Linked DNA regions of Mus musculus: all the other regions are linked to region 1. A link is a loop called in an ENCODE intact Hi-C map of the cell type or tissue named here. Cell type or tissue: heart. All regions are shown on one strand. Region 1 holds the start of Map3k1 (mitogen-activated protein kinase kinase kinase 1). Region 2 holds the start of Gm15326 (predicted gene 15326). Region 3 has its middle 59 kb from the start of Gm15322.

Evidence for each region. Peaks named below come from ENCODE experiments on the same cell type or tissue, not always from the same donor. Only the 100,000 strongest peaks of a DNase experiment are listed, where the experiment ranks them.
Region 2: it touches region 1 in a loop (3-fold over the local background); 10 of 42 quality-filtered maps call a loop at or near these places.
Region 3: it touches region 1 in a loop (3-fold over the local background); 12 of 42 quality-filtered maps call a loop at or near these places.

Annotation. Positions count from the first base shown.
Region 1 is chr13:111,803,660-111,811,659 of GRCm38, forward strand. It overlaps Map3k1 (mitogen-activated protein kinase kinase kinase 1), which reads right to left and starts at 5,334. Exons shown (of 20, transcript NM_011945.3): 1 at 4,844-5,334. The coding sequence starts at 5,310. It overlaps Gm15327 (a long non-coding RNA gene), which reads left to right and starts at 5,479. Exons shown (of 3, transcript XR_382912.2): 1 at 5,479-6,088; 2 at 7,008-7,097; 3 at 7,203-7,384. In heart, CTCF peaks have their summits at 2,530, 3,601 and 5,639; DNase peaks (open chromatin) are centred at 4,222, 4,402, 5,302, 6,072 and 2 weaker places; H3K4me3 peaks cover 3,487 bases; H3K27ac peaks cover 3,840 bases.
Region 2 is chr13:111,864,603-111,872,602 of GRCm38, forward strand. Gm15326 (predicted gene 15326) reads left to right here and starts at 3,334. Exons shown (of 3, transcript NR_130345.1): 1 at 3,334-3,475; 2 at 5,325-5,512; 3 at 6,244-7,335. In heart, no CTCF peak of the experiment used is centred here; a DNase peak (open chromatin) is centred at 3,499; H3K4me3 peaks cover 2,098 bases; H3K27ac peaks cover 3,422 bases.
Region 3 is chr13:111,931,543-111,939,542 of GRCm38, forward strand. No RefSeq gene overlaps it. Among named protein-coding and RNA genes, the nearest start is that of Gm15322, 59 kb to the right of the region's middle. In heart, no CTCF peak of the experiment used is centred here; DNase peaks (open chromatin) are centred at 4,649, 5,069 and 5,629; H3K27ac peaks cover 1,334 bases.

The DNA.
Region 1 (8,000 bases):
TCTGTCTCCATCTCTCTTAATAAGAGCAGGCAGGCAGGCGGGCGGGCAGAGTGTGAACCAGATCTGTATCTGTTTACTATGGCTGAGGCTGCCCAAACCCAGCGTGCCTCTCTTCTCAGAGAAGGGCAAACAACCAGAGGAAAGGAGCAGGAATACCAAGCAGGGGGCAAAGCCAGCTTTCCTAGCTACTGACTTAAAACTGGCCTCAGGGGCTAGGAAGGTACGGATGTATTCACCTAAGGCTGTAGGTGAGGTTCAGAGGACTGATTTTGCGCGCGCTCTCTCTCTCTCTCTCCCCCCCCCCCCCATTTCTCTCACTATCTCTCTCGATCTCTCACTCTGCACTTAACATAGGATCACAAAACACGGTCACTCTACCATCCTCCAACTGAAACCCAGGCTCTGTACCAGTGACCTTTTTTGATCAGCCAGACCACTGTCTCGCAAAGTTCATCTACACTGAATGAATGAAATCTAAGACAGTGGGAACACTATTCGGGCTTCTTTGTCTCCTTTCACTTATGATTTAATATGGCACAAATCTAAGAAACTTTCAACACTAATCATTTATCCTCTTTGCCAGAGCAGGGGGTTTGGGGTGTGTGTGTGTGTGTGTGGCATACATAGTATTTACTTGTAAAATGCCTGTGCCCACGCAAGGCTGTTAGAGAATGTGTCAGATCTGTACAGGCAGGGCAGAGTCCGCGCCCGTCCTCTCACGACTCCTACAGAGCAACTTCCTTCTTAAAGTTCATAAATTAATTTAATAATTAACTTGAAAACAAAAATAGAAACAGCAAAAACTAATGAGAGGCGCTGGCAACAGAGGCAGGCTGACTTGGGTCGAGTCCTAACTCCTCTCTGTGGCTGAGTGTTCATGGGGGGCGGGGGGGGGGGGGGCTCTACATCCAAATAATTTTTACCTCCCCAAACAAGTTACCATGCCTGAGAGGGCGGCAGTGGCGATTAAACAAGGTGATCTATGTAATCTGTCAGCCGCACAGAAGGCAAGGAAGCTAACTGTATTAAAAGCATACACCCGCCAAGTGTGTTTTAAGCCATAGGTAAAATTCCTACGTTTAGTGGTCTAGAGGGTACCAGACTAACGCCCCCGCTTCTGGTGAGTCATTTGCCTGAATTCTGGTCCTGACTCTTTTTCATGACTAAAAATACTCTCAAGATATGCCTGAAAGACATTGTTATGTTTTGAATATTGCATATATGTTAGCAATCAAACCCAAGGCCTTGCTCATGCTAGGGTCTGTCTGTCTACCTCCTCCTGGCTTTACCAGTTCCCTTGACATTTTTCAGCAACTGTAACTTTTCACTAAAGATACAGAAAGGCCAGGGCCAAGGAAGACGGCCAGTCTAAAGGATGCATGTGACACCCGTGATACAAACAAATCATCCTACGTTGAAAAGTGCAGGCACGGGGTCAGCAGTGCCCGCCATGGACCAAGACCTTCCCATTCACGCTTTCCCACTTCCTTTAACACAGCTTTCCCCTCAGCTCAGGGAAGCGCCCCGAGTGCAGAATGCAGAGGCAATACTAACTGCATTTTGGAACATCCCTCAGATTTCCTCAGAATAATCCATTCTCCCTGACGACTTCTTCCTTTGGAATTGGCCAGCAGGGTCAAGGACAGGGTAGCAGACTCCTCCTAGGCAAACTGTAGCCTCTCTCTCTCTCTCTCTCTCTCTCTCTCTCTCTCTCCCCCTTCCTCTGCACATTTTGCAAGCTTCAGGCCCACACGTCAGTGACCATTTCCACAACATGCAACACTTGGAGAGGAACAGAAGCATCAATCAATGGGGCTCCTTCCTGTTTGCCTATCTCACAAAATGGAGTCATTATAGTGTATTGGAAATCACATATTAAGGAATGTTGGTTAACCAGTCACTCTTGCCAAGATCAGATATGAAGAGAAAACAAAAGCTGGCAACCACTCTAGCTCTGATATTTCTCTTCCAGAATCCTATTTAATAAGGTTAATCTTTTAAAAATACAGTAGTTTCCTTACCCAGTTTAAAACAAAACCTGGAGAGAAACCCTAAGTCCCAGAGCTCAGGAATTCACTCAGGGCTAACTTCCGGGGCTACATCTATGATGTTAGAGAATCACCAACTCACAGTTTGAAAGGACTTATTTTTAGGTTTATTATTAATGTTTTTATGCCTTCCCTCTAGCAAATGATCAGTGAGTGGTATTTTTAGCTTAACAGCTTCTAAAAGGAAGTGAAACTGAGGCCCGAGCAGCAGAGGTGGCTTATGAAATATCGCTAGTTTTAAACGAGGCTAACACTAACAGGCCCAGCATAGCTTGCTCTTTCACGGGGCAGCAAAGTGATTGATAGTTTGGTTGAAACTACAAAAATAGGACAGAGTAATTATATCTGCCAACCTCACAACAGCCTGTTCAATGCAGAGCAGCACTGTAATTTTTCTTCAAAGACAGTCACTAGGAAGGAAAAGCCCCCTATTCTGTGGCATAAGGGAAAAAAAAAAATCCCAAACCCTTGGGCGCCACTTACAGGACAAACTTTCACTGGCTTGAGTTATTTTACTGAAGGAGAGAGGGCAGACATACATGCAATCTTTGACTTTAATGAATTTCCCATAGCTTATCTTTTTATAAATGTGTATTTTCTAAACATTCAATTTCTACATCCAACGTTTAGAAACTGGATTAAAAAAAACAAAAAACAAACAAACAAAAAAAAAAAACAAAAGAAAAATACGTTAGGTCTTTAGACATGCAGAGGGGTCTTTGGCTCTCTACTACTACTGAAAACAAACCGAAAATATCAGCATTAGATCTTCCTCTTCAAAGCATGAACGTGCGCTACTTGAAAAGGGAACCACATTGTTCAACTGAGATTCTACATGCCGTATAATCATTTCCCCGAGATTTTAAATGAGAAAATAATAAAACATCACAACAGGAAACCCAAAACACAACAACATTTCTGGATAACCCCTTCTTCATGATATAAGTTTTAGACCCGCAGATTTGAAATGAATTTCAAACCAGTTACAAAAACTGGAGGCGGGGTGTGTGTGTGTGTGGGGGGGGGGGGTGTTAGTATTATTTCAAAAGGATTGACAATCGATATTTTACAGCAAATGAAACTATCACATATAACATTTGAGGTGCACCAACAGAATTCTAGCTAGCAGTATTTATTTTAAAGACAGCTTTTACAATTATAAGCCACTGCTTAAAGAGATAAAGAGAGAGAGAGAAGAATGCGCAAAAATCAAGCAGATTACTCAGGTATTCAATTCTACCTGCCCTCACCTTGGTCCTCTGATTTCTAGAGGCAACACTAAAGTTCTATATGTCATTTTTGCAGTTGCTGCTCATGGTATATTCATAGGTGGTTATATTGACTTTATAAATGCTTAAGTGTGGCCAACTGTATTATCATATAGAAAAAAAAATCAGGTCTCACAGGACTAGATAAAATTAATTCCTCAAAGTTTGAGTTACTGTTTTTTCTTTCATCTGTAGTTGATCTGTAGTAAGAGTTGCCACCTAAGAATTATTCTGGTTAGTTTTAATCTAATCTGCACAGAAACAGGAAACCCTAGAGGAAGATACGTGTACAAGTGCACACAGGGCACACACACAGAAAAGCTGCATCGGGGCTGCTTACTGCCTACCTTCCTCCCAATCCTGCCACAGCCAGGGGTCAACACACTTTTTACTACTGGGCTTGGGGGTTGGGAGGAGGGAAAACGACCTCCAAGTAATAAACGGACCGTGATTTTAAACAATCCAGAGCACAAAAGGGGGTCAAATTACTTAGATAACTAACCGAAACCAAGGATTCCTACTGTCAGATTCGACACACAATAAAACACTCTCCACCCACAGTAAACGTCAAGAAATTCTACGGGGGGCCACAGGGTGACGATGACGAAAACATATCCAGCAACTTCACACATCCATCAAGATTTTATGCTTTTGTGTATTTTCATCAGATTTTTTTTTTAAGTATCATATACTTAAAAGAATTTCCTCTAACAGAAAACTTTCCAGTAGCCAAAACAGGGCGAGGCCAAAGAGCCGTTGGTGTAAACTATCTTACGCACATCCTACTTCTGGTGCACCGGAAGACCCCTGCGAGCAAAGCGGCAGCCCCGCACCGTCCCTGTCCCCGCCACGCAGCGGGGCTGCGGGGCGCAGTCCCCACAGCTTTGAAGCTGAATGGCTGACACATCCGGTCCTGGATCCCACAGCATTCCGCCAAAAGCTAACTTCAAAGCCGGATTCAAACTCCCAGCACCGGGCGCTCTAGCCCCCGAGGTGCGGGAGGAATTCCCAAGGACACGCAGCGAGGGCAGCCACGGAGTCCCCGCAGACCCGGCCGCCCCGCGAGCCCGCAGCGTCCGCCTGCGTCGCTTTGACAGGCGCCCCCCCCCCCCGCAGTCCCCGGAATCCCCCGGCCGCCCGGGGCGCGCCGCCGGAGCCCGGCCCGGTACCTGCCCGCGGGCGCGCGTCCCCGTGGGGCCGAGGGGCTCTAGGCTGTCACAGCGCGCAGACCCACCGCCGTCACCTTCGCGCTCCGAGCCCCCCAAACTCACTTCGCGCCGCGGGGGCTCTCAGGACCCGGCCCGGGGAGCCCCGCACCTTCGCGGCTTCCACGCCTGTCACATGTCCGCAAACAATAACAAACTCTCCCGCACGTTCCCGTCCCGTCCCCACGCCGTCCCGGGCGCCGCCCGACCTTCAGGGCTCGGGGACGCGGGCTCCCCCCCCACCCCCAACGAGCGGAGCCCCGGGAGCAGCGCGCCCCGCTCGCTTCATTCATTGCCCGCCCGGCCCCGGCCCGCCGCTCACCCGGAGGGGGCCGCTGCAGAGGGCGGCTCGGCCCCCGCGGGGCTCCGGGCGCCGCTGTCCCGCGCGGCCGCCAGCTCGGCAGAGTGGGAGCCGCAGCGACTCGCCGCTCCCGGGGGTGGCGGTCCCGCCGCGGGCTGGAAGCGACTCGCTCCTGCAGCCGCGTCCGCGGGCTCCGGCGACGGGGAAGTAGATGGGCAGGGCGGCGAGGCGGCGGCGAGGAAGAGCGGCTGCTCCGGCAGCTGGTCCAGCTCCACACTCCGCACTTTGCGCAGCTGCCGCCGCCGCCAGTCCGCGCGCTCGCGGCCCGCGCTGCCAGGCTCCCGCAGCAGCCCCGCCGCGCCCGCTGCGGGCGCGCCGCTTCCCTGGAGAGCTCCTCCTCCTCCGCCGCCGCCGCCCGCCTCGGGACTCGCCGCCGCGGCGCCCGGGAATCCCGACGACGAGGCGCGATCGCCCGCCGCCGCCGCCATTTTCTCTCGCGGGCTACATTCGCTCGTGCCTGCGGGGGAGGGAGGGGGCGGGGAGAGCGCGGGGGGCGGGCGGAGCGGCGGGCGGGTGGGCGGGCGCGCGCTGCTGCCGAGGGCGCGGGCGCGGGCGCGAGCGGGGCCGCGCCTCCCGGCCGGGGCCCGGGAGCGCGGAGCGGCGGGCGGGCGCGCGGCGCAGGTGGGAGGGCAGGGGCAATGCGGGGAACCGGGCGCCGGGCGTTGTGCGCTGCAACCAGGCCGCCGCCAGGTAGTGCGAGACCGGGCGGGGCAGCGGCTCGGCGGGAGCTCGCCCACCCTTGAGCAAGCAGTAATCCGAGCGTGAGTCCCTGGTTCTGGAAGGGGACGCAAGCCGGAGGACTCACGGTCTGTCACTTCACGCGTTTAGTAGCGGTTGCTGGGGGGGCCCCCGCGCGCACCGGCCCGGCCCGCGCCCGAAGCGCAGGTGGCGCCCCGGGACTGTCGCCTGCCGCAGACGGGCGGACGCGAAGCCTTCTCTTAGGAAAGCAGACCTCTTGTCCCGCCCTCGTGTCACAAATAACACTACTTAAGATTTCTTGCGCTACCTTGTGCACCTCTGAAGCTGCTGGTTTGGGACACCCTCCCCCCCACTCCCCCGGCTACGCAGAGGGACCAACCCGGGTACTCTGCCAGAGGTTACTCCCCCGTCTTGGAAAGGCAGGCTCCAACCGAAAGCGGGAGAGCACGTCTGGGGAAGGAGCCAGCGCTATGCCAGGAAGCGCTGGATCATGCCATCTTCTACCAGGTCTCTCCCCACCCCCAACAGATGCTCCCAGCTGCACGTCCCTCTTCCTGGCAGTCAGGTGACAGGCCGGTTCCCGGGTCCCCCACCTCCCTCCCGCCGCCGCTCCCTGGTTGCCCTGTGCGGCGTCCCTCGCCTTTCTCCTGCCCCAGAGTCTAGAAAATGTGCTGGAGATAGAAAAGCAGTATACGTATATGGGATTTCCCCCCTTCGACCCTTTTTCAACGGGATAAAGCTGCCTTGTCGTCCCTATCTCACCCGCCTCTGCCACTTTTTTTTCCCCTAGCCACTTTGTCTAGAATAGACAATCTCTCAGAACCCAGGATTTCTAGATTTATTTTGTGAAACATTAAGACATGAGGCGTGGGGGGAGGGGTAAGAAGGGTTTTCATCTTACAGAGAAAGGAAAGATCTCTCCAGCATTTAGACAAAAGCCTGAACTAGCTCAAAATAATTCATTTAACCTCTCCAAAGTAGATCAAATGAAGCCCTCCTTAGGTGTGTAATGTCAGCCAGAGAGCAAGGTGAGGCAAAAGGGATTTTTAAAAAGGGATCCTGACTTCAGCTTGAGCTCGGTGTTATACTTACTGCTATAACATCTGGCACGCTACAGTTCTCAATGGTTACATTAAAAGGTACACGTTTTGAAAGTTTAGATTAGTCTGTTCAAGATTTAGGTCTACATTTAGGCTATAATTATATGCTCTTTTAATGGTAGACAAGCATAACATCCAAACCAAACAGTAGTTATTTCCCAGGTCTTCCTAGATTGCCACACCCACCAAATCCTAAATTGAAAAGGATTAGCTTTTCTGGTTTCTACTGAGATCTAAAATAAACTTTAAATTGGCGCACTCGTACTTAGGTACCTGTGAGAAAAGCCACTGCGGACCCTCAGCCTTTGTTTCCATCTTTGGACCAGGTTTGGAAGTTTGGCCTGAATAGCAAAGTAAAAAAGAAAAAGAAAAAGAAAAAGAAAAAAGAAAAAAGAAAAAAGGAACTCCGGCAAAAGGTGACTTTTGTCTCTTTATTTGTACAGTGTTTGAACTGTTTGAAGATGAGGGTGGGCATCAAATGAAGCACAAATTGACTAACTGCAGTTCTCTGGCCTCCATAGGCCACATCAGTCTATGAAGACTATGAAGACTAAGTGCTATCTCTCCCCAGTAGTTTCTCCTGATTTGAATCCCATTCCCTTTCATCTTTTATGGACATAGTCTGCTGTCATTATGCACCTATACCTGGACACACGTTTTTCTTTCAGAGATAAGTAATAAAAGGACCAGATTGGCTAAGGAAGTCTGCTCTCTATGTTAATATAACGTCTCCTTTGAATGCAGTTACCTGGGTAGGTCCCTCCCCAACTTTGTGAGCCATAAGTATGATTAAGTGTGGCCCTCCTCACCACACACCCAACCCAACCCCACGCCACCTTGATCTTTGGAGCTGTTTGAATACTGTGATGTATTTCTGCGGAAGCACGTGTCAGATGGCAGACTGCTATAGGCTCTCCATTGCCTTAATTTGATTCCGTTTCCCCTCTTTTCTCCACAGCTATGATTTTCATCTTCGCTCAGACTTAAACATAGCCGTGATTTCCAGTACACACTTGCAGTTTCAGGAGCTTTTTACCAGAAAGTACTTTTACCAGAGCTTTCCAGGTCACGGCTCCCACAGAGGGCTGCCGGGAATGGCCTAAGTCACACTTGAGCTGCTACACCAAGTTCATTTGGAGGATAAACACAGGGCATTTCCTCATTGGGCAAAAATATCACGATGTTAAAATGAAAAAGCCGTATGTGCTGGCAGGGTATTTCAGCTTATAAGGCATTCCGTTCGCAGCTACTGAGCAATTCCTTTGCACACACAAGATGTTTTATTCCTCTCAAATTGTTTAAATAATTTTAATATTTGT
Region 2 (8,000 bases), 61 kb after region 1:
GTGTGCAAAATTCCTGAGGGCATTTCCATACATTTATCACATTTTGTTTGTTTTTCTAATTCTGCAATATATATTGTAAACATTCTGAAATGCGTGTATCTAATCAATTAATTTTATTTGCTGTATAAAATTCCTTTCTCTACCCAAATTGATTTATAGTTTTAAATTTATTTCTCCAACAAAAGGCAGCTAGGTTGTTTCAAACGCTCGCTGTCTTAGTCAATGTTCTATCGCTGTGAAGAGACACCATAACCACAGCAACTCTTATAAAAGAGAGCACTTAACTGGGGCTGGCTTACATTCAGAGGCTTAAGTCCTGGTGGGAAGAATGGTAGCATGCAGGCAGACATGGTAGCTAACACTTCTACCTCTGGATCTTCAGGCAGCAGGAAGAGAGCAACACTTGGCCTGGCTTAAGCACATGAAACCTCTAAGCCTACCCCAGTAATACACTTCCCCCAGCAAGGCCACACCTTCCTTCAACATGGACACACCTCCTAAGAGTGCCACTCCCCAATGGCTAGCCATTCAAATATATGAGACTATGGGGGCCATTCCTCTGTAACCCACCACAAATGCGTTAACATTTCTGAACTATTGTATTTGCTAGGTGTTCATGTGTTCATGTGCACATGGGCCAGAGGACAATTCATGGGAGTCAATTGCCTCCGTACATTGTATAGGTCCTGGAGATGGATGGGAGCTCAGAATGGCAGACTTGGTGGCAAGCTCCCTTACCCAGTGAGCCATCTCACTCACCCCACGTGTACTTTGCAAGACCTACTTTCAATGTCATTGTGTTAGTTAGCTTTTCAGTACTGTAACAAAAATCTAAGACAACGCATTTATAAAGGAGAAAGCCTGACTTTAGCTCACAGTTTTGAAGATGTCAGTCCAGTGTCAGTTGGTCCTGATGCTTTTGGGTATCTGGCGAGGCAGATCTCATAGTATGATATAGTGTGTGTGGAGAAGCAAAGCCTTTTAGCCTATAATGGGAACTTAGAGAAGATAGGAAGGGCCTTGATTTCCTATTATCCTCTGTATGGGCAGACCCTAGTGACTTAAGACTTCATACCAGGTCCTACCCACTCCATGTTCCACCATCACTCGATAGCAGCAAGCTAGTGAATAAACTTTTGTTTGTTTGTTTGTTTGTTTGTTTTGTAGCCCATGGGGTTTAGGGATACAGTCCAGATCCAGACTACAGCATCTGTCAAATGCTATCAGGTTCAACACACCCATCACACTTAAGTTTACCAAGCCAGTTCGAGACAAAAATAAAACCCCAGGAAACCTGTCCCGTTTGAAGTCTGATCTTATTTAATATTGCTTCTGGCTTTATGGCTCCATTAATATAACAGCAGATCTTTTAAGTTGGTTGTTACCCTCTTGAGTCAGCGGCAGCAGACAATTCGCTGTTCTGGGCTCGAGTTTTCTGGAAGGAAGGCATTCAGAAGCCGAGGCAGGAGGTGGTCAGTGTTTGTCAATGCTCACCCTTTACCTGTCAGGCTGAGAGCTTGTCATCTGGGGGTCCATGATGCACAGGGCTATGGGAAATGTCTCAGAGGAGCCAAAAAGCTGATGCATAGGCAGTCACTGCTTTGAGCAGAAGGCCAGAACAGGGTCCGACTTCCGTCAGTGGTCATGGATGAGATGCTCAGCTTGTCCCCATTTTCTTCATCTGCTGAGAGGCAGTGATGAGATGATGCTTCATTGAAAGGGCTCTTCTGAGCTCTTACTGAGACGCTGTCAGTAAAGTTGCCGAGGAACTATAGGATCTGTCATATAAAAAGTAGTGGCTCCCTCTTAGTCATGAAATGAAGGCCCAAGCAAGAGATTGGTTTGGTTCTGTGAAAAGAAGCTGCAGCCACAGTAAAGAGAAATTAGGTTAGAACAGAATAAAACAACTACAGTAATATATCCTCCTGCCTCCAAACCCACACTTCAGATAGGGCACTTAGTGGGGGTTCCTAGGCCACTCGAGAACTTTCTGTGGAAAGCACAACAGAAACCGCTTGTAACTAATGCTTTGTCGTCTTTGGTTTTGGCTTCAGGAGGTTTTGACCTCAAAAGTCTAATATTTGCAAGCCAAAACTTTATGTGTGTATGTATATACTTATTTATTTTGCATCAAGTAGTTTCCTTAAGTTGAAAAGAAAACCCCAGAAACCACCATATTTATTACCTCCTGCTTCACAGATGACACTGAGAGTCCCTGGAAAAATATAGACAGGAGATCTGTTCCCTACTTTAAACTGAAGCGTAACCAGTTGTTTGACTAGAGCGTTTTTTAAATTTTGAGATGAATACAGATAAGCGTTCTGTGTGAGAGGTGACTCAGGGGTTAAGGGCACTTGATGCTCTTGTAGAGCATCAGAATTAGATTCCCAGCACCCAAGCTGAGGAAGTGACAACTGCCTGTAACCAGCTCCAGGGGAGCCGGTGCCCTCTTCTGGCCTTAGAGAGAACCTGCACACGTGCACATTGTACACACACACACACACACACACACACACACACGTGCACATTGTACACACACACACACACACACACACATACACACACACACACACACATACACACATACACATACACAGGCACATACACACACATACACACACATACACACACACATACACACATACACACACATACACATACACATACACACACATACACACACATACACAGGCACATATACACTAAGAAGACTTCTAAAAAAAAAAAAGAATTTCCAATGTCGTCACTTAAAGCACGAATGATGTTGTGTCTCCATTGAGGGTGGAGCTCAGCAGATAACTGGAGCTGTTTGTATCTAAACATAGATCTGGGTCCTGTCAAGCAAATAGAAAAAGCATATGATTTCTGGAAGTTGTTCACTGGCTGTGACTAAAACCCAAACTCCCTTACAACCAACACTTCCCACACAAGATGAAAACATGAAAAATTTGGTTTTGCTAACTGTTCTCCATTAAACCCCAACCATACCTGGGATTTTGATATGCTACTGAAGGATCTGTTATATATATACACACACACACACACACACACACACACACACACACACATATATATATTCCAGTAGTTGTCTAGTATCATATAAGTATATATATATTCCAGTAGTTGTCTAGTATCATATAAGGCCCCGGAGACAGCACAGACTTCACCAGTTTGGTGGTATTAATTTAGATTTTTCATAAGACCAGAACGACTAAAAGATGAAAGCTAGGCTGGGTTGCGATGTAAAACTAGAAGGCAAACAGGAAATGAGTATTTTCTCGGCCAGCTGTTTCCGACTGAGGGTTCTCTGTGTAGCGCAGTCTCTGAAGCGTTCACTGTTCAGCTTTAAACAGATTGAAATGATCCACCAGGGAAGCGAGAACAAACCCCAGGGCTGTGTGCAGGCAGCATTCAGAGCTGGCCCTGAGCTGCTGTGGAAGGGCGAGCTGCGCCGGCCAACATGTCCGAGCTGAAGGCGAGCCTTTCAAAGCTATCTTTTTTAACAGGATGAATGTGAAGAGCTCCGGGGGAGGGGGAGGGGGAGAAGGCAACACAAACCCTCCACTTGAGCAGAGCTTCCGGTCCGTGTGGCTCTCTCTTTGCTGACAGTTATTCTTAGGCCTGCTTTAGCTTCAAAGGTTTCCTCTTTTCTATTTTTGGGAGCAGAATATGGATCTGGGTCTGCCTAACCCCTCTCCACTACTAGTCGGTGCCCCGAGAAGCGTAGCGCCGATGCTTTCTATAGCGATCACGTCTTTCTTTCAGCACCTCCAAATGATCTTTAATATTATGGACCCAGATTTGCCAGATTTACGGGCCGAAGTCAGTGAGTTTTCACATTGATTTGTAGTGTCTTGATTTACACATTCCTTTCTCCAGCAGGGGCATCTCAGAGATCAACTCCACCGTGGGGGTTGACATGTGTGCTGGGTGAATGAACCCTTGTTGATAAAATAGGTGGCCGCGGGATGGATGGGAAGTAAGCAAGCGTGGTTTGCGTTAGAAGGGCCATGAAACTGATGAGAGCCAGTCACGTTTGGCGAAGAAATAATGGGTACCTGTCTAATTGGAGATCAGCTTGTTGGATGTAACAGTGTAACACCAGCCACAAGGCATAGGGACCAGAATGCTGAAGAATGCAAAGGAACACCTTACCTTAAGCGTGGTGGTGGTGGTGGTGGTGGGGGGGGTGGTGGTGGTGGCGAAGGGCGGAAGGTTGATCTATTTCTCTTTCTGCCCCCACTCCGGTTCTTCCTGATCCACCACCACCTGGCTTTACCGATTAAATTAACAATAAGCTTGCACGTGTCAGTTTTAATCCACACGTCTCAACATTTTACAAAAGAAAATTTAAGGCTCCTATCTTGCCCGTAAAATATAGGGAGGGCTGCCTTCTCAAATGCAGAGCTGGGACTCTGGAAATGTCCTCAGCTTGGCCCAGCTGCCCCTGCCACATGGTCTTAATCAAGATCTGCCTGTCTGGCTTTAAAAGGGTGACAATCTTCTTCTCGAGCAGGATTACGGGGGGAATGTGTCAAGGGAGGCATCAAGGGTTCTCCCTGTCTTCCCAAGGTTACTCAGCAAGTTTGCCTGCCAAAGCATCTCATCTGACCATCATCACTCCCAAGAAGGGCAACCCCTTCCATTCTGTGAATGGTCTATATGCTATTGATCATATTTCATTATGCAAAGAACAAAAAGAAAATGAATGAGGATGTAATAGGAGTGTAACTTTGAGAAACACTTCTAGGCACTTTACAAGTGGATACTTGGTCAGGGAGGGGGGAGCCCTCAGATTAGGTCATGTGATACTATTGTAATATTAGGAGAGTGTCCTGAAGTGCATTTTACAAAATGCTTTTAAGTAGCAGACAACATCTTAGGTTTGATGTTGACCGTGAGATTAAAAACCATGTTAGAATTTAAGATGTTCCTGGCCTTAGTGTCTTCTCCAGAGCATTTTGGTCCTGCTGATTTCTTCAGAGTTATTTTAAATGTGTCCTATTCTGACTAACTCAGAAAGATGGTATTGTATTCTCTCACGAGAACAATAATTTACTCTTTCTTATTTCTCTCTCTCTCTCTCTTTAAAGTAGAGCAAAAACACTTTTCATAGAATATCTGGTTTTTCCTGTGCAGAAAAAGCCATCCCTCAGATTTCCTATGCAAACATTTGTCCTCTCAGGTTGGGAAAAGATTAAAACGGCACTTGGCGGGGCGGGGGAGCCTATAGTGTCTCTTTCCGAGATGTACTCCAACACTTGGCAGGGTGAGGTGTTCCTAGCAGGTGCTGGCTTTGCTATAAATGGACAATTTATAAACAGGGCTGACAACTGGGAAAACAGAGCCATGGAGAAGGCCGGCATTCCAGGGGCCAGCGGTGATTTCCTATCAGACGGTCCTCAGCATGGAATTATTGATAGCTGTGATGCCGAAAGGGAGCCAGTTGGCTAATGCCTGGAAGGGCTGAACCCCCGCTCACGGATGATCTGCTGCAAGATATCTTAACTAGGTCAGTGCAAATTAGCTTCTTCAGCTTCGTGGTTCCTTAATGAGCAGTTTAATCACGAAGTCTTTTCTTCCCTCCTCAGCCTTGCCTGAATTTAACTCTCTTCCCGCTCTGACACAGGAATGGAGCAAGTGGGAAAGTCTGTCTGAATAGATAAGGCGGCCCAGTGGGTGGGAGAGGAGGGGACTCAGCAAAGCTTCTAGCACACAAGGCCAACGCACAATCTGCTCACGGCAGAGTCAGGCATGTAACCCAGGGTAGTGGTTTTGAGCCTGTATCCAAGGGAAATGGCAGGCATACGGGGTGTTCTGTGCACTGAGGCCTGGGGCAGAAGCAGAGATGGATAGCCGAGGTTTCTAATTTCTCTTTTGCTGGTCGTCCAGAGCTACCAGCTACCAAGCCACTTTCAAGCACCCTCCCTCCCCCGCCCCCCAGCAAGACTGCTCTCAAAGTATTCTTCTGGGTGCATCCGTACAATGTCTGCTCTTCCTCTTATTAGTATTGCTGTTCCTCCCACTGTTCCTATTTGAGCCTGTTCCTCCCTGTGGCGGTGCTTCACAGGCCTGTACAGAGTGTTGGGTGGCTTGCTGTATACCCATCACAGCCTTGTATGGGTGTACAAGGAGCAGAGTGGCCATACCTGTTTGCTCTGTGTGAGTGGTTTTTCCAGGAGACATCCATTTGGCTGGGACTTGACTTTTCTCCCAACCACACCCTCTTGTTTTCTTCTTCAGACTGAAGCCCTGACTCCGCAAGGAACTCAGACTGCCTTAGGAGGAGAGAAAACTTCATGAGCCCGAGGCAGAGCTATGGAAACATATGCATACCCCAGCCCAGAGGTTGGACTAGATGGCCTGGCTGTCGGAACACAAGGCATGAGACTTTGAGGGAATCCGGAGTGGGACTGTGAGGGGCCACACAAGCAAAACACTTTCAAATCAGGAGGAGCTGATAGCAAATCACCACTGGCCCCTGGGATACTGGCGTTCCCCACTTTCAAACACTAAAGGAGACAAAGACATTTGCTCTTGGTTAGAAGGCCAGGAGTACAGATTCCCAGGGATCTGCCACGCCTCCGGAAATCTCAGGTTCGGAAACAGTGGTGAACACTGGAGAACTCTCACCAAGCGTCTACTATTTGCAAAGGACCCTACTAGGCAAGGAGAGAAAGGAAGGATATGGATGCCAAGCAGAAGTTTATGATGGGGATAGGGATACACCATAGATGAGGGCAATAGAGTATGGTGAAGCCACAGACAACAAGAGAATGTTCTAGATGTGCCCCAGAAAGTCAGGGCTGGCACTGGTTTGGAATGACTAGAGAGGAACACATGAGCAAAATAGGGCCTTACAGGGTGGACATTTTGAGTACAGTAATTGGAAATGTGTGAGAGAGATCGTTGCATGAAGGAGATTCTATGCTGGGAGCCATGGCGGGGGGTGGTCTTTGAGCTTTGCAGGTAACGGTAGAAGGAACGCACACATCTGATGGCTCGGAGGGGTGTGCAGTTCACCTAACTAGACGCTTCCTTTCAGGAAACGGGGACTAAGAAGGCAGTGGTCAGGAGCCTAAGACAGCAAGAAGAGCCATCACTGTGGGAGGTGTTCATAAAGTCTAACTTTTGTATGGCTGAGGCTGGTTGGCAGAGGTTCTTTGTTAGCGGTATGCTCTGTAGCACGCTAGTCGAGTCCTCTATCCTTCGCGTCCTCCTTCCTCGTTCGCAGTCCTGTTTGCCAACTGTCTGAACCAGGGCTGCACAAATTTCTGCGTGTGGACTTTCCCCACAAACAGAGCCAAAGTAAAACAAAAGAAGATACGTTTTTCCAAAGTTCACCGCTTGACTCTCACCCCCCCCCCGACCGCCCCCGCAGCTCATAACTAACTCAGACGGTCATTTCTGAGCCCTGGGACATCTGTTCAATTTAACAGTCTGCCGAAGCAGAGCCATAGATTGGGGTGGGTAGGGTGGCTGCTGACTAGGGAGCCATCATGCACCAAGAGCCCTGGGTGGAACTTCCTTTCCTGTCACAGAGTGCCATTCTCTCCCACCTCAGTGTATGGCCCGCGAACAAACAGTTCGGGCATGAACTGGGAGGTAGTTAAAAGCACAAGGCCTTGTCTATGTGTTTTGCAATATCGCACGCGAGTCGCATGCACTTGGAGTTTGCAAAGCACCCCTCTCAGTCCAGCTGTGTGGAAGTCTCACCTGTGGTGCTTTTAAAACATTCCCAGACAGACTGCTTTCCCCGGCAGAGAAAGTCACAGTCTCTACGGGTAGAGACAGGCAACTGTCGCTTATAAAGAAAACTTTCAAAATGATTCTAGGGGCAGCCTGAACTGAGAGCCTGGGTAGCCTCTGCGCTTCCAAGGTATTGACTTTCGCTCCCGCCGAAAGACAAGTGATGTCCACAGCTGTGGTAATGGGTGCTTATTCTGCATTCTGGCCAAGAAGTGCCTGGCAAAGAGCAGATGTTCAACTATTGTTGTAGG
Region 3 (8,000 bases), 130 kb after region 1:
GAAGCAGGAGTGGGGGTTAATGGGTGTGTCTGTTCAGGGACTAATTTCATGGCTAGTAGTAATTGTTCTGACCTCTGATCACCTTTTCTCCATGATTTAAATGCTAGGCCCTAGTCTCCCTTGAACTTGTTATTTCTCTAAGGTCCCAAGGACAGGCATCTGGAGAGTTCTGCTGCTTATCAGGAGGAGGGTTGGTTTTTGGAGACACCAAGTTGGGGAGGATGTTTCGAGCTGTTTCTTAGAATGTCTTTATTAAGGGGGAGTTTTATGGGTAGTGCCATTGTAACACTAGGGGAGCAGCCAGGGAAGAAGGAGGGAGCCCTGGGTTTGCTGCAGGAGGACGCAGCACAGAAACCAACTCTCTGCATATGGTGCTTGCCATGGGCTGGAGGGAAGATGAGAACTTCAGGTGGGGGTGGGGGTGGGGGACGCAGAGGCAAACTGTCTGTACACAGCACTGAAGTCTCTCTAGTTTCAGTAATTCAAGGGTTACAACAGGTCCAATAGCAAGAAACTAGATGAGCTGTTCCTTGTGTTGTCCCAAGACTATGCCACCTCTGCTTTTGGCTTTTGTGCTTGCTCAAACGTTGGAAACAGCTAACTCCTGATCTGCGCAGAGCTGGCCCCTCCTTTCTTGCCACCTGTTAATTAGTAAGGCCATCTTCTGCACACTGTACAGTGACCACCCTTCTCTTCTCCAGCCTGGAGCCCACTTCCTCATCTCCCCATGTGTGCCATCTCCGTGGTACCTGTCAACATCTGACATTTGTCTTTATATGTCCGAAGTCTGCCATTTTCCTCAGTACCAGATTTAAGAAGGCAAGAACCCTCTCTGTAATAGTTTCGGCATCTAGAAAGTTCTAGGCGCATGCTGGCGTTATTTGTCCACCTATTAAATAAATGAAACAAATGGCCCTGAAAATTTGTCTTTAAAAACAGGAGATTGAAGTAACCCTTGTAAGCCTGAATAGAATTTTATTTTTTTATTGAAATCTTTCAGTACCCTAATTTAGTGTTTATCTAAATCTATTTCCACAGTGGAACATGGGAGCCGCTGGGGATGATAGTTAATTTACCCTTCAAGGTTGGTGACACAGAGAGACATTTGAAACTGCTTGGATGTGACAAGGGTGGTTGAGTGCATGCTGCACTGAGCTCTACTGCTGAGTTACTTATTTCCAAGAGGAGTGCTGTTTTCTTAAAGAGATAAGAGCCTGTACTGATGCAGTCACTCGTATAAGAAAAAACAAAAAACAAAAAACAAAAAACAATTGCTTATGTCAAGGAGCAAAGGGATGAACAAGACCGAAAAGGGCCAAAGCCATCTCTCTCTCTAGAGGAGAAATACACATGGAGTTAGTTTCACTCATAACTGTATGGCTTCATTTCTTTAAACCTTAATTCCAGTATCCATGCAGTGGGATGCTTAGAGTATAGTATTTAGAGTCAGTCAGTTCTCTCTCTCTCTCTCTCTCTCTCTCTCTCTCTCTCTCTCTCTCTCTCTCACACACACACACACACACACACACACACACACACACACAGGGAACACTAAAAAGATCTCATCTTCAGATTCTTAGATGACACTTCTGTTAGGGGCTAGAGCAATGGGTCACAAGCATTTAATGTTCTTGCAGAGTACCCGGGTTTGGTTCCCAGCACCCCTATCAGATGTCTCACAACAGCCTGTCACTCCAGTTTCAGGGCATCTGATTACACATGACGCACATAATCTCATGCAGGGACACACACAGCCATGTATATAAAATAAATAAATCTCCCTGGGGGCCAACCTCCCTCTCTGAAAAATGGAAAGATGTTTTTTTGTCTAAGGCAGATTCTACAGCTTATGTTTGTGCACGTGTTTTTGTTTGTTTTTCTCCTTATTTTCATTGTGCTTTTTAAAATTCTGCCTCTCCACCCATAACCATGGTAAAACTAAATCTCTCTCTTATCCCTCCCCCTTTCTTCTATTATTTTCACTTTATTTTTGAACTGTTTATTTGAAGCTATGGTCACACATATACACAGAAGATGAGGGCTTGTGATGCACATTTATAGATATGCTATACAAAGTTTTGTCTTGGTGACTGTCAGCAATGCCTTGAAACTGTGTGGGGGAGCAGAGCTCACTCTTGAGAACTCAGCTCTGCAGGAGGACAGGAAATGGTCTATTGAGAAACTGGTGACGTGAAAACGCTGAAATCCATCTTCAGCCTCGGTTCTGGTTTAGTTTGATTGGGAAACAGCAGCATTTATAAAAGCTGAATGGCTTCTTCTTCTATCCCTGTGGTCGCTGCTGTGATTTCTAGGTGAAGATTCAGGCTGCTAGTATAGCCCTTTGATTAGCTGGTTACTCAAAAGGGCTGCTCGTGCCTGTCTCTTAGCTGTGTGCCTTGGGTGGTCGTACAGGTGCAGAACTAGAGAAAATAGAAGGACTGGGTTTGAGATGTCCTGATAAAAGCCTTCACGAAAGGGACTTATATGTTAATATTTAACAAATGTGCATGGGCACTGGGCTGAAGTGGGAGCAGCTTTCTGGAAAGATGTTTATCAAATGTTTATTAAACCTACACGCCTTTCTGGTGTGTGTGTGTGTGTGTGTGTGTGTGTGTGTGTGTGTGTGTGTGTGTGTGATTCCTCAGGACCCATCCAGTCTAGTTTTTGAGATACAGTCTCTCACTGGGACCTGGGGCTTGACAATTAGGCCAGGCTGGATGGACAGTAGACCCCAAGGATCTGTCTCTCAGCCTTTGAAGTACTGGGAGTGCCAAGTGCACATCACCACCCTCAGTGATTTTTTCACTTTTCTGTAAGCTCTGATGATCATACTTAGGCCTGCATGCTTGTAGAACTAGCACTTTTCACCTCAAAGTCATAGCCTTTAAAATGGGCCTAAAAACCCCTCCAAACACACACACACACACGCACGCACGCACGCACGCACACAGACAATCACGTCAAAACAAAAGAGGTGGGAATTTCTCTGGAAAGAATGGCTGAAATTGGGGCAGAAGGACCCCCACAACGACATAGAGCTTACTAACGTTAGCTGCACATGTGCAGACCCAGTGTGAATCTTTTTCCAAAGCACATTGTGTTTACCAATGAAGCATGCATGCATTTTCATGCTTAGGTTTTAAAGAAAGATAAGCAAATTGGGAGAGAACCAAGAATGTGTTTGAGATCTTAAGAAGAAGTGATCACACACACAAAACAAATCAATAATTTAGGGATATATCTATTGGGCTAATTGAGAAGCAAGTATAGGAAAATATATGCTTGTAATCTGTCCTTGGGTAGTCGATATACTAACTCTTAGAGTGGTTATAAAAATATACACTCTGATTACATTTGGAATTAAATTTAAAATGTCTTTACTGGGTTGTGTCAATTGAAATTATATCAAAACCCTGTCTCGAAAAAAAAAAAAAAAAAAAGAAAGAAAGAAAGAAAGAAAGAAAGAAAGAAAGAAATAAATTATATCAAAAATGTTGGCAACCAGAGAGCAGAGGCAGAGAGGCTCAAGGGCGAGTTCTGGCTGCAGAGAACTTGTTTTTACCCTTGAGGGCTGGGCATAGAGTGATTAATCATCATAGGATATCAGATATATCCCCTGTCTCATTCAATAAGAAAGAGGCCAATAGTCGAGAAAGAGATGGGGTGGAGAAAGGGTGGTATGGATGGATCAGGAACTTATTATTGCGTATGTTTCCTCAGTGTTTTGTCAAGAGCACCCAGTGCTCACCAATTCTACAGTCTACTCTTCTGACTCCATTGCACCGTTCAATCCATCTGAAGAATAGTAGTCTATGAGTTTTGACATAGATTGTGTGACACAAACACACCCAGGTACAATGTATACTGTCAACTATGCCTTTTCCTAAGTAATTCCTGCTCCTACCACACTCTCAGAGGCAATCTACAGCTATTCCTGTGAGAGTGGGTAAGCATGTTTGTGTCTTACCATTGGTTAATTTTGCCTGTCTAGGCATTTCATGTTATAATCATAAAACATGCACTCTCCTGTAGAAAAAGTTCCCTTCACTTGGCTTAGTATTTTTGAGATGTCTGATTTTGAAAAGTTGAAAAAATATCCCTTAGTCTTTGGCGATTCTTGGGTTAGCATCAGGAATGCTGGGTAATGGTGGCGCGCCTTTAAACCCAGCACTCAGGGGGCAGAGGCAGGTGGATCTCTGAGTTCAAAGTCAGCCTGGTCTACAGAGTGAGTTCCAGGACAGTCAGGGCAATACAGAACCCTGTCTCCAAAATCCAAAAATCAATCAGTCAGTCAGTCAGTCAGTCAGTCAGTCAGTCTGCCTGCCTCCTGCCTGCCTACCTGCCTATCTATTTTTTTTTTTAAACTGAAGTGGTGAGGGTAATGGGGAGAGGAGAGGAAGTGGATCCTAAGTATAGAAACTCGGGCCTCTTAATTTTCTGATGCAAAACTGAGGACTGGTTCTTGTCAAGGTCATGCAGGTTGAGCTGAAACTGGAACCCAGATCTCCTGACCCACTCTTGGAACAGTGAGCCAGGCAGCTGAGCGAGGTGGTTGTTTTGAGCCGATGCCATGTGAGACTAGAGAGTTTCGACAGAGCTTTGCTTAGAGGATGTGAAACTACACTAACCTCATGTGACAAGAGAACCTTGGAGGCCTTGGTGTGGGGCCAGGAGAGGAAGTCTGCATGGCTTCTGGTTACCAACTCCACCTCTGAACCCACTGGCCTGGGGTGACTTATGGCGAACCTTCTCATTTGCAATAAAACCAGACATGGGGCAGGGAAAGCTTTTCTACGGCAGCGTGCAGAAGGCAGGGCACTGCTAAAAAAAGGTAGGTGGGCGTGGCCTCTAAAAGGCACCTTCAGCCACATGCGTGCTCCTCCCAGAGCAGGGGGATCTGGAGCTGCAAACAAATCCCTAGGGAGGGAGAGATGCTGTGGTTACAGACACAGCCTTTGTGTCTTGTATGCATGTTCCAATTCAGCCCCAGATGACAATGACCTGGTAGTTCCTGCCTGCCAGCTGTTGGCTGGCCTCTGTGAAAGTCCCCAATGTTTGGGCCAATGCCTCGTGGGCAGGTATCCATATCATGAGGCCAACTGGCACTGTTGGCACCTTTGTTGGTCAAATGAGCACAGTGACTTGGGACAGAGGTGGCTGATCCACCCTCCCTACCAGCTGGCTGGTGGGAGCCTGTGGGCAGGTGCCCTGGGGAGAAAAGGGTTCCAGTTGCCATGGTAACTGTTCAAAAAAGGAGGTTCCCTCCTCAAGGCCAGTTTGGTGTCTTTTCTGCAGGGGAAGAAATGGATCTGTGGCAGCCAGGCCGGCCGTGTATATCAATTCGTGCCTCATCTGTTTGGAATCTTTACTTCTAATTGGACCTATTATTAGTGTCTGGGAGAGAATCTGAGGGCTGGTGGATCTGTTGAGAGATGTCATTATAGCAAAGACTAGGTCACCAGAGAAGTCCCAGAAGAATCATTCCCGTGTATACCAAGCAGAGCTGGACAAAGAATTCCAAAGGCTTTTTTTTTTTTTTTTTTTTTTTTTAAAGGCAGACTTGCAGGTTGGACGAGTTCTCTGGGCTATTCCGGGATATGGAGATTAGCACTGACTGAGGCCTTCACCCTAGATGTCCTTTGGCCAAACTGTCCTGGGCACAGGGGTGAAGGGACCCTGGTCAGCTTGCTGGGCCTGGCTAGTTTCCCACAGTGAATGCATTGTAAAGAACCAAGCATTCTCGTCGATGCTGTCTCTTCTGTAAAGGTTTCACGTATGCCTTTACCTTGGACGGACGTTTCTGGCTTTGATCAGAAAGTCCAACTCCTTCATCTTACTACTTCTGCATCTCGCTTCTGATGAAAGCCATCCTCACGCAGGTCACTGGGTTGAGGGTCAGTGATTTTTCCCACTCAGCCTTTCTTCTGTGTGTTGGTATAAAGATCCTCTGTTCCAGGCTTTGAGATGATTGGGAGAAATACTAGCACTGTGTGAGTGCAGGAGCTTCTGAGCCCCTTCCTGGGGCAGGGCGTGGATTGTGCTCTGTTCTGCCTACTGATAGCTAGTCAGAATCATTTAGATGGGCTGGTAGGTACCTAGGATTAGGAAATATGACTTATTCTGGCTAAACCTGAACACCTTGCCTGCAAGTGTGGCCGTGGTGGACACAGCCATCAATTGTCTAACGTAGCAAGTGAGACTAGAACAGATCTTCCTGCTGCTGCTTGCCAGCTGGTTCTGGTTCTGGAGACCGAATTACACACACACACACACACACACACACACACACACACACACACACACACACACAGTTCTCACTATATTTTCCCAGTAACGGATTGAACTTGCAAAGTGTTGTCCTGTGTCCTACTGCTAAGCAAATATTTAGAATTTGTCTTCTGAGCTGGGACACTGGGGATGCAGAGAGAGACGGGGCATCATCATCTGCTATCCCAGAGGCCCTCACAAGGGAGAGACGGCAAGGAAAAGGTCCTCACAACTGTCCCGAGTTCCTTCAATGATGGACAATGATATAGAAGCACGAGTTGAATAAACCCTTTTATCCCCAAGTTGCTTTTGGTCATGGTATTCCATCAAAGCAACAGAAACCCTAACTAACACACTTTCCTGGCATGCTCGAGGCCACAGGATCTATCTCCAGCACAGACTGCATAGAGCAGCCATGGTGGCACACAACCATAATCCCAATACATGCAAGATAGAAACAGGATGATCAGAAGAAGTTCCAGGTCATGGCAAGTTCACAAAGCAAGTTCAAGGCTGGGCTACATGAAACTCTACCTCAGAAAACATGAACAGAGCAAAGAACTGAATGCCACCACATCATGAAGAAAAACTGTGATTTCTAAAAAAAAATAATTCTAGTAATTTTGTACATTTATCCTATTAATTTGTTTTTGCTTGCCCCAAATTTTAACTCATTGCTGAAAGACCTGATTATAGGCATAACAGTGTTTCAGGATTGTTGAGTTATTATTATTGTATTTGTTGCTATCCCTCTTTTTTCCCTCCTCTTTCTCCCTTTCTCCTTCCCCGCTTCCTCATCCTCTCATGCCCCACTTCTTCTTGAAATTTGGGGTTTCCTTTAGTGGAAGAAGAAAAAGAAATAGTACCAACGAGTCCCTCTGCAGCTCAGGCACTCTACCTTGGACAAGAAGAGTCCTTGTGCACAGCAGTAGCCACAATGATGCCCAACTCCTTTGTAACCTCCTAGTGGAAGCGCTGCATGTAACATACCTTCTTGGTGCCCTATAGATTGTAAAGACACGAACAGAGCACATATGAAGGAGAGGAGGCTGAGAACATAGCCAAGGGAGAAAGAAGAGCAGAACTGATAAAAAATGTCAGAAGGGACTAGAGTGGGGGTGAGGTTGGGGGTGGGGGTCTTTTGGGGAGGGGGTGGTCATAGCAACCTCACAGGAAGAACATCCAATGACTGAGTCTCTGAAATATTGGCCTGGTCGCCAGACTCCCTACAGCTCAAGTGATTATACTTACATATCAAAGGAAAAGGTGACCCTGAAGCCGGGACAACTCCGGACCTTATAGGGAGAAACAAAGGGGGAAATGGGTGGAGAGCTGCAGTATGGGAAGGGTTCAGTAATTGTGCAGGGAAGTGATGGGGTTACAGACGAATTAGGCAGCTGATACATTACTAGACTGGCTCCTGGAAATGAGAGATAAGACTGTGTTAGAGTTAGGACAGGGGCTTGGAAAGAGGGAGAGACGGTCGGTCACTCTTTCTCGGCTCTACGGCTTGTTTTTTTTTTTTTGTTGTTGTTTGTTGTTTTGAGTCAGGGTCTCATTTCCAGGGACTGAGCAAATCCTCCTACTTCAGCCACTGATTACTAGGATCACAGGCTTGTGTCACCCTGCCCAGCTTAGAAAGTACTATTTTGTAAGGCTGAAACGTGGCAAGGCGCACTGATCCTGTGCGTTATTTGTAATAGGATCTTGTAGGAAATGAATTAACATCACGT